2 separate regions of the Homo sapiens genome follow, and region 2 is linked to region 1. The links are chromatin contacts, found by Hi-C or POLR2A ChIA-PET in ENCODE. All regions are on one chromosome and are shown on one strand. Each heading gives the region's core, a stretch centred on a gene start or an enhancer-like site at or near the end of the contact. The rest is flanking DNA. Distances are from core to core; before and after follow the strand shown.

Evidence for each region. Hi-C counts contacts between places; a loop is a spot of excess contacts on that map. ChIA-PET counts read pairs that join two places held with the same protein, here RNA polymerase II (POLR2A).
Region 2: a map of endothelial cell of umbilical vein shows a loop between it and region 1 (4-fold over the local background). The contact joins two enhancer-like sites. A Hi-C loop is called at or near these places in 3 of 168 maps with a recorded cell type or tissue (PC-3, endothelial cell of umbilical vein and sciatic nerve). POLR2A ChIA-PET finds 5 or more read pairs at or near these places in 2 of 52 experiments (H1 and activated T-cell).

The regions. Positions count from the first base shown.
Region 1 is chr3:115,495,798-115,501,181 of GRCh38, forward strand. No RefSeq gene overlaps it. Among named protein-coding and RNA genes, the nearest start is that of GAP43, 130 kb to the right of the region's middle. Within about 2 kb of position 3,362, at least 3 of the 41 ENCODE cell types and tissues checked have a DNase peak (open chromatin) inside an H3K27ac peak, as active enhancers do.
Region 2 is chr3:115,546,741-115,551,913 of GRCh38, forward strand. No RefSeq gene overlaps it. Among named protein-coding and RNA genes, the nearest start is that of GAP43, 74 kb to the right of the region's middle. Within about 2 kb of position 3,776, at least 4 of the 41 ENCODE cell types and tissues checked have a DNase peak (open chromatin) inside an H3K27ac peak, as active enhancers do.

The sequences.
Region 1 (5,384 bases), core at 2,112-4,611:
TCATCTTACAGCTGTGAAAACTGGGTGTAGTTTCTATGTAGAAACAAATTTTCATTTTTCTAGCCCATCTTGACTGGTTTTTTAAGTCATAAAAGCAGTGGTAATTAAAATCCAAGAATCATATATAGGCATGAAATAAGAATAAACTCTCTTTCCCTCTTCCATAGTGTTACTTCAAAGACATTTGTGGACACCTTTGTTTTTAGATTTCTGTTGGTAAGCTACATTACTCCAAATAATATATCTCTGCTATTTTATTTAGCAATTCTAAACAGTTATATCTTAACTATCAACTACAAAAGATGAAGAATTTAGTCCCTTGATACTATCCTGTTCCCTTCTCTCTTCGTGCACGATTTAATTTTTTTAGCTTTTCTATTGGTTACCTTTATAACTTTAAACAGTAGATTTAAAGCCATATCAGTTCTATCTACCTATCTATCATATCTGTCTATCATCTATCTATTACTTATCAAATTATCTACCCATCTTTCTATCTAATACCTACCTACCTACCTAGGCCTACTATAGACACTATTTTTGACTCTTTACCATGCAAGGTAAAATGTAAGTGTCCATTATATATCTATGCTTTGGTTATGACGGTGATTGATTGTAAAAATTACAATTACATAAATTGTGTAAATGTTATTCGCTGAAGATGAATGACCTGTGGAGAAGGTGATGTTTTCTTTGGGTCAAAAGCCAAAGAAATTCCTCCTGAAGAAGAATATCTCTTGGAGGAACATCAGTTGCTCAAAATCCTGCCTCACTTTTATTTACTTCAGATATGTACTATGACTTTTATACTTTCACATATGCTTCTCTTAAAATTTCCAATTGTTTTTATTTTTTATTGTAGTTAAAATAATCATATAACTTTACTTTATCCTCAGATTTCCTGTGTATACTGCTTGTTACAAAGAATCGATTTTCTTTATGAAAACATATTTTTTAGAGTCCTCTAACTACCTGTTATGATTTGGCTAACCTGCTTTTCAGCCTTATTTCTCAGTAGCCATGCCAGGATTTTCCCATTACCAATCTACATTATTATTGTATTATCTCAGAATTTGATCTTTTATTCATCAAGCTTGCTATAATAATCCTAAATTTTCACACCTTTCATCTTTTTTTTCCAATCCACTCTTCACAATAGAATTCTTTGCAAAACTCATGTGAAATGAAATGTTTATCTGTTTTAAAAATGAAGAATTAAACTTGTTTTCTCTTTTGCTTTATACCACTATAAAAAGTGATTTGACCCATTCTGTAGGAAAGAATGAAACCATTTCATCTCCTAAGGAACGGAGGCCAAGCAATTTTTTTTTTTTTTTAAGATACAGTCCATCCTGCACTGAAGGAAAGAAAGCCAGCTTTCTTCATTCTAATGGTTTGGACTGTTTATAGTTTTAATCCACCAAAGTAGCTATTGTGACAGAATACAAAAGAATGTCATTTTCAGGAGAATAGAAATTTGTCTATATCTTTTTCCTTTCTTTGTAGTAGCTAGAACAATGGTTCTCAAGATGTGTTCTAGACCAGCATGTTTATCACCTGGGAACTTGTCAGGAACTCAAATTATTGGTTCTTACCCCCATCTACTGAATTAGAGATTCTGGCAACAAGATTCTGGCAATTTGTGTTTTAAGAAGCCCCCCAGGCAATTCTGGTGCAAGTTAATGTTTGAGAACCACTGGCCTAGAATGATGTCTTCCATATACTGGGTGTTCAATCATTATTTGTTGAGAACATACATAAACATTGATAAAAAGGGATAGAAGAGCCTTGAAGTGGCTGAGTTGCTGTGAAAGGCACTGTGGAAACCCCTAGGAAACTTGTTGAATTAGAATTCTTTCCAGTAAAAGACTGTCTTCTTATGGGAGGCACTTTCAGGTTGCCTTCACTTAGGACTTGAGTACTTCAATTATCTGGTCCTTAAAAGAGTGGACCTGTCTCTTCATCTGCACCCAGAACTTTTCTTTGCAGAGTCATCCGGGACAGCCATACTCCAATAACAGCCCCTGGATACCAATCAAGGAATTTGCAAGGAGTTTTGGCTTGGGAATAGCTGTGAAGAGACTGAGCTGGGCCAGTAGGGGACGGATACTGTTATTGTATGTAGCCACCATTCATGATAATATTAACATGTCAGTCTGGCTGAGGCTTAAGTTACATCACAGGCATACTAGCACAGATAGACTAGAACAAAGTATTTTTTCCAACACCACTCTTAATACTATATAAGACTCTATTGTCAACAGAATGGTTTAGGAGGACAGAAAGAAACTCTTCCTAGGTGCTTTGGATGTCAGGGAAATCTTCAATTTATAATTAAGACTAGAAGATAGCAGGCATCATAAGGTTGGAATTAGAATCATGCAAGAAATATGTTTCTTGTGGTGGCTAACATATGAGCGGGATAGTGATTTTGATGTAATTTTTATAAGGTAACCCAGTCTGTTGACCCTAATTGATTTTCCTAAGAGGGCCATGAAACATAATCCACAAATCCATCCCTCTTCATCCATCTTAAAAAAGGATGACCTCATTTTTGAAGGGAGAGCTCTAGCCCTTGGATGACATAGTAAATATAGTTAGGGAGAAGGACCCTATTGCAAGTAGCAAGTTAAGATTTGGTGAGGGGGAGTGCTTTTCTGGTGCTAGTGAGGGAGCATGTAAACCTTAACTAGGGAATTGCATTATAATGCTTCAAAAATACCAGATTCATGAGCTTAAGAAATGCTGAAGGCAAATGACATCTCTCAGAGCCGTCAGCCTCCCACTCTCAGGGGTTGAGGTCATCAACTTTCCCAAACTGAATTAACATTCTGGTCTTTGGTCTTAATGCCTAAGCATTGTTGAGCAAATCTTTGGACAAGAAGAGAACTGAAAAGCTGGATAAGCCACCCTCCAGAATGTCTGTGAGGTTAGTAAGAGCTGACCTGCATATACTCTGCACTGGAGAACTGGCTCAGAGAATACTAGTGCAAGGAGCTTTAAACATAGGAATTGTTAATTATTCTACCTGGGATTAACGTGGGCTGGGGTTTCTCAGTGAACTTTCCATTCTAAATGAACTCTTAAAAACTAAACAGTCCCCCAAATTGTTAAAGACTGCTCAAGGAAAGGGAAAAGAATAAAATGTGGCTATTTCCTGCAAAATATTTCCTTCTGCCCACCTATCCACAGGAAGTGGTGTGAAAGAAAAGTACAACAAGAGCTGAAAAGGCCTTGAGCACAGATAACATAGGCTCTCTTGGAGTCAGCTGCTGGTGTACTTGGCTACAGGCTGTTAGATAGCTGCTGAGGTCAGTGGATTCTGATATCCTCTGAGAGGAAACCAACCCAGCCAGTTCTCACTGGCGTGGTTCAGAACACCTATAGTGGGAGGGTGACAAGGAAGGTCCTCCAGGCCCAATATCACTGGAGGACTTGGGGGTTTGAGAGCAGATCATGGACCTTTCCCAGACAGCAAGGAAAAGAGATCCATGCTAGGCTGTCTTGTAAGCTTTAATTTTTTCCAGGACTACTGGGGCCTCTGAGTAGAGGTAGCAGGGCAAGGAAAAGGCAGTGGGCATTCTTAGTGGGTGACAACAAATCACTGTATTCCAGACATTGTGTGGAAAACAAATGCATCCTAAAGACTAACTTACCTAGGCCAGAATTAGGTGACTATTGAGCCAGAATTTCTTGAGATGAGAGTGGTTGGTGGTCAGTGGTTGAAGTCAGTAGGTTATAACCAGAACTTGAAAGCAAGCAGGGAGTCCCACTGTGGTTGGACCAAGTGCAACGTGTTTAGAATGCTAAGCCCCTGCCCTTGGAAGCATGCAAAATGAAGGCCTTCCACGTCTTCCCTTTTCATGTTCTACGTTTTGATGTCTGCAGAGAATCCAAGGCACATGCCATGACATCCCATCTCTTTTCTAGGGGGTTATACTTCCCAGATGTCTCAAATTAAGTGCCAATAGCTTTGATTTCAGAGACTTCACAATACCCAAGGAGTGAAAAGAAATGAATAATAGAACTTTCAGCCAAGCGTAATGTTTTCTCTCACCATGATTAAAATGTGGAATGTGTTCAGACAGAGAACACAAATAGACATGAATAACCCTGACTATGTGAAATGTCTCATTTTATAAATTAAGGACCCAAGAGTGAACAAATGAAAGAGTTGCCAAATACTGACATAACCTCTGAATCTATGTAATTCTTTTGTGTTCCCCGCCATGACAGTGAGTATGAAAGGAGTTCTGAGAAACCCATCCTATGATTCTCTACTCACAAAATCTTCAGATATGAAGGCCAAAATCCATACACAATATATAAGGCCTTCTAAAATTGAAAACCTAACAACCTCTGCAGCCTTAGGTCTCATCACATTTGTAGTTTCCCAAACAATGTAGCCAGACCAGGATGAGCACTCAGTACAAAGATATGTAAGATAAAGTCTGCTGTCTGGAAAATACCACATCTTTAAAGACCATTCAGGGCTGCAAACACTCAGCACTCTCCTCCTTCCCCAGACATTACAATTACTATTGTATGCTTCTATAATAGTACCCATGAAGCTCCTTATGCAAAAACAAGATCATTCCACTTCGTATCCCTAGAAGTTAGCATAGTCCTAGGTATTCACAAAATAAACAATAAATATTGAATGCATGAGTAAATGAATGAATGCACAAGTAGCCTAGATACAAGCATGTATAGTGCCTTAACTAAGATAACTTTGTAGAACCAAGACCAGGACCAAAAATTAAATACAGAAATTTAAGCCCCTGCTTTCCTCAAAACCCCACCACAAACGCTATGTTACGTGAATCCATTTATTCTTTGTTTTGCATTGAGTATCTATAGCTATATATAAAGTGAACGCCTGGTGAGTGGGTGGGTAGTGGTGTTCACTCTTATTTAGTGGAATGTGAATATGTCAGAATCACAGAAAATAGAAAGAAAGAGGTTTATTCAAAGCTGTCAGTTCTCATGCCTGCTTTTAAAATCTGAGATGGTGCCTAGATGGTTCAAATTTAATATTCACATCCACTTTATCACATCAAATATCATCATTAGCAAACAGTGTTTGAATGGTAGCTATTTCCTGACTGACAATAGCCATCCGGTGGTACCCACTTTCCCATATGCCTGAGACTGATACAATTCAGATAGTCTGGAAAACAGTGGGAGGAAGGAAGTAATTAAAAATGAGGGGGAAGCTTGGGGCAGGGGATAAGCATCAATTTTATCTCACACAAGAATATCCCTATATTTATTCTCTTAAAAGTTATACGTGGGGACAGAAAGACTATTTTTAAACCTATTTTATATCCTCAAATGGACATGCAGTCTTGCTCATAGAGTGTCAGGAAATCCTGAGGATGGGC
Region 2 (5,173 bases), core at 2,526-5,025, 51 kb after region 1:
GAACAATTTCATCTCTCACTCTTGTTCACATTAGAGATTATTATGTTCCAGAATCATATTTCTAAAATCCAAGATGAAATATTTTTGGGGAGTCATTCTATATTGACTTCAGCTGTGAATGAAGTAAAAGTATTGTGGTTTCTATCTCTCCTTAATTTAATCTACCACTTTGTCTTGAGAGAAATGATATATCCTACCTTTTATGTTTCATCTGAAATTTCATCTCTGCAAATTCCTATCTAACCAGAAACTGGTTTCATATTCACGGTCATCATTATTATTAATTCATTTAATGCTGTTCAACTAAACATCTTGTGGTGCCCTTACTGACCTATTTAGCCATTCATTCCAAAAATAATCCATGGGAAGGGATAACATTTACTGAGCATTTACTGTATGCTGGGCACTGTGCTGAGCACTTTGCAAATACCGTCTCCTTTAATCCTGTTTTGATTGCTTCTTTTCAGGGATCTGGAAGTTACATTCTGCTTTACCATGATTTGAACCAGCAGGTTATAACTGTTTATGAGAAAGAAATACATTTCATTTCCCTGAAGCCTTGGGGTCACCCTGCTGCGCTACCTCGGTGGTTAGTAAGAAAGTGGAGATAAGGACAAAGGCCATGTAGCAGCTGTATGGAAGGGAAAATTGCGGGTTTCTGAGTGGTACCAGGAATTGACTGCTTTAACCTCCAACTGAGGATCTTGGAAAACCTTGGAAGTGAAGAAGGATAAGGGAAATAAAACTTGTGAGTGCCTCCTAAGTATCATGCTTAGTAATATATGCTTTGCTATATTTCATCCTCACTTTACTATGTGAAATTGGTCTTATTACCTCTATCTTCAGAGAAACATGAGGCTCAGACAAGTCACATGGCTATGGTTTGAATATTTGTCCCCTTCAAAATTCATGTTGAAATTTAATCTCCAATGTGGTAGTACTGAGAGGTGGGCCTTTAAGAGGCGATTGGGTCATGAAGGCTCTGCCCTCATGAATGGATTAATCCATTCATTAGTTAATGGATTAATGGGTTATCATGGGAATAAGATTAGTGGCTTTATAAGAAGGTGAAGAGAGATCTGAGCTAGCACAATCAGCCGCCTTGCTATGTGATGTCCTTTGCTAACTCGGGAATCTGCAGAGTCCCCACCATGAAGAGGGCCCTCACAAGATGCAGCCCTTTGACTTTGGACTTCTCAGCCTCCATAACTGTAAGAAATAAATTCCTTTTCTTTATAAATTACCCAGTTTCAGGTACTCTATTACAAGCAGCAGAAAATGGACCAACATACGTGTGAAGCTGGGGCTTGAACTAGTCCTGTTCGCCTTAAAAAAAAAAACAAAAAATCCTTTTTCCACTGTTTCGCAATGGAGAGGAAAGAAGAGAAAAAGGCATAGTGGGGAGGGGAATTCTGCATTTACAAAAGCAACATGAACATCAGAAGTTAAGAGGTTAAGACTGACAGACAGAACCTGATCAGAATTCCTGACTTAGATGCTGGATTGATAAGAGGCTGCGTTAACAACCTGATGATAGGAAAAATTAGATGTTGGGAAGCAAATAGAGAAATAAAAAATAATACATATACTCAATTTACAGCTGAAATAATCCTGTTTAAATTGATTGTTTTAGACTGTGAGCCACATTCTTTCATAATATATGCTATAAACTATTTTGAGCAGTTGATCTTTTTTTTTTTCATAATTCATGTGAGGTTTTTTTCTAACTGACCTTAAAAGTTTAATCACATATATCCAAGGGATGATAAAACCTAAGTAAGCCAGTTTCTGAAAATTATTTTGCCCTTTGCAAAAAAAGTCTTTTTAGGGAGGGAGACTCCTCCTATTATAATTCAGGGTCTTTAAATCAGAGCAATGAGAAATCATCTTAATTAAGGAAAACCCTTAAGTCTTCCCCAACAGCTGGTTTGCTTGCAAATAGGAAAGACTAAAAATGAATCAGAGAAAAAGGGTTTGCACAATTTCTAAAATAACTTGATATATTTAGAAGTGTGACTCTGTGTGTGTTTTCTTGTGCAAATCTAGAAAACCAGAGAGCTTGTGTGAGTTTTAACTATGTTGTAATTTTCAGAATCTTCAAGTATCACGTAAAATACACAGCATAGTTCTGCAGCTCTGTAATGTTCTGTTATGCTTGGTTGTGAGATTCGTATTGGCATAACAGTGCATGAGAGTAAACATTTAATATTTTAAATTTATAAAATGCAGTTGCTGTATGTACAAACATATTAAAAAGGTATATGATAGTGTGTTTGATATTTTAGGTATATGATACTTTGTGGCTATTAGTGAGAAACAGTACACCAGAGAAGTGCTATTTTAGACAAGTGTGTGCATCCCTTTTCCTCTCTGTAGCCTGTGATGTTATTTGGAGGTTTGTCCATAGAAAAACAGGTGATGCCTAATGTTAAAAGCCAAAAAGCAGTTACTATGGAAACCAGATGCAAATTTAGATCTGTGTCCACTTTTTACTGCGTACAGAAAAAAAAAAGCTATAATAGAGTTAAAAATTATGATTCACATCCATGTCTTCTGAGTCTTAAATGTCTGCCAAATACGGAGATGTTGAGTAAGCTACAACTTCTCAGCCTGAACTTCCAATAAAATCTCAAAAATGATAAAATTAGAGAACACTTCAAAATGTTCTTTTTATTTCTTCATTTGCCAAAATTCCCTTTTCTAAATATAGATCTAAAATAACAGCAAATCTATTTTTGGACTATGTAAAATCTATAAATGTATAGATAAATAATATTTACAATACTAAGTGCTTATTATATATAATTTATAAAATGCTGAAAAATAAAATGAAAACAACTCACGCATAGTTCCAAGACACAGAGAAAAGTCTTTTTAATATAATTATTTAATATATTTGAGATCATGCACACATACTATAAATACATGCTGTGTGTTCTGTTGTTTTTTTTTTTCATTTAACGTAACATCACAACATCAGAAGCCAACACATTAAAAATAGTTACTGGATGTAACTTTAATGACAGCACAAACATGATTCTATAGATAGACCTTAAAGTACTTCATCTTTCCTGTTTTTTATTGACAAATTAGGAGTTTGAGCTTTTTTGTTATTATATTTTCACACTACAATGACTGTCTCTGTGCATAAATGTCACCCACATTTTACATATATGCCTGTAAGTAGAATAGCTGAGTAAGGAATACAAATTTTAGATTAATGTATGTTCCTTTCTTACATATATATAATATATAGTATTGTATACACATTATATATATAAAGAGAGAGAAAAAATTTTTTTTCAGTTACAAAAGACAGAAAACCAATTAAAACTGAGGGGATGAGGTAGGAGAAAGTTTTTGGTCCATATAACTCAAATGCCCAAGGATAAGGCCTGACTTTAGGTACGGTTTGACCCAAGGGTTTAAACAATGTTAATACCAATAATAGCGAACATTTCTTGAACAGTTTCTACATGTCAGGGACTGTTACATACTTTATATAACTAACTCATTTAACTTTCACAACATTCTATGAAGAAAATACAACTATGATTCCCATTTTACAGCTTTCTCTTGATTTCCTGTTTCTGCTCTCCTCTTTATGGCCTCATTCCCAGGCAGGTTCTCTCTCTAGCTGCTCCAGATTCATTCCCTCAGACCAAAGTCCACAAAATGACTCTTGCCTCTTTTCCAGTTGCTCAGGCAAAAGTTCCACTATTAACTCTGGTCCTGCCTCCTGGATTGGCCTTGACCCCATTCTTGGCCCCATTGCTAGGGGAACATTAGACCCGGATATGTCATTCCTGAGCTAAACTGCTACCCACCCCTGGAGCTGGGAATGGAGTTAGCTGCCTCAAAGTACATGACCTCAGAGTAAAGGATGGAATAATTTCCCCAAAGATAAACCAAGTACTGTTTTCAAAAGCAGAGTAAATGGAAAGCAGATGGCCACTTCCACTACAGCAACAAATTCCACTACAATGAGGACTCAGAAATTTTTGGTTGCATTTAGAGAAGAGAACAGTGCATCAAGCTACTTGGACGAAAAATATCTTTCTGGTTCAAGTTTCTGAGGATGAGCAATTATTACATTTTCAGATTCACAATGCAGAGGAATAGTTTTAAATAGTCTGAAAGAACTATTTAGATGCCAGCCACACCTTAAATAAATGTGCTCATTCTACATGCAAGTCTAAATATACATGTAAATGAAGAAATTTGAAGAAACCCTAGTGGATTCACTCTTTCCAGCTTAAAGCACACTCCATTATTTTCCTAAACATATGGATGTGGTCCAAGAAAATATCTAGATAGAAGTCATTTTTCCCAACAATATGACAAAATATATGATTTCTTTGCTGCTTCGTCAGTGATTGGAGTGTGATATAGACTGTAACTTTCTACAGTTAGAAAATCAGCCATGAGAACAGTGGCTTCAGTGTCTGATTACATTCACCAAGTATGTCTGTTTATTAATCTTGATGTTGTTTGCTATGTAATGGAGGTAATGCAGATAGGGAAAAAAAAATGTCTGAGCTGTGCATGGATTGCTATGGAAACAGCAGCTGACCAATCAATGGAGAGTAGTCAGAACATATGCCTCCTCTCCTCTGCAGTCCTGATGAATTGATGTCCTGCTATTGCAATCCTTTTGGCTCTGTTGTCACTTGTAGCAATAGTTTTTTGACATCTAAATATATGACGCACACCTGTTATTTAAAAATCAGAGGTATAAATGATTAGTCTTAAAATATTCAATCTCTCTGTACAAACACGCTCACAGTCAGTTATTTCTCCCTCCAAAGTATTTTCTAAATTTCTTGTGCATCCATCCCTCCTAATCCTTTTACTTGCCATTTCCTCACACCATCCTGCTCACTTGCCTTCCCTCCCTTTTGCTATCCCAAACCTCCTTAGTCTATTAGCAGGTAGCATTTTCTTCAACATGGAGAAATATAAATCAACATGAGTCAATTTAAAACTTTGTCCAATTTTAGAGTTAATTTTTTTTAAAGTAGTTGAAAAACATATTCAGAACTACAAGAGGGTTCAACCACCAGACACATGAGAAAGACCATTTCACATTTCTCTGTTAAGTCCAGGAAATATAAACAGATCTGTTTCTCAGGAAAGCTCAAGAAAAATGTGAAGAAAGAAAATAGAGCCATTA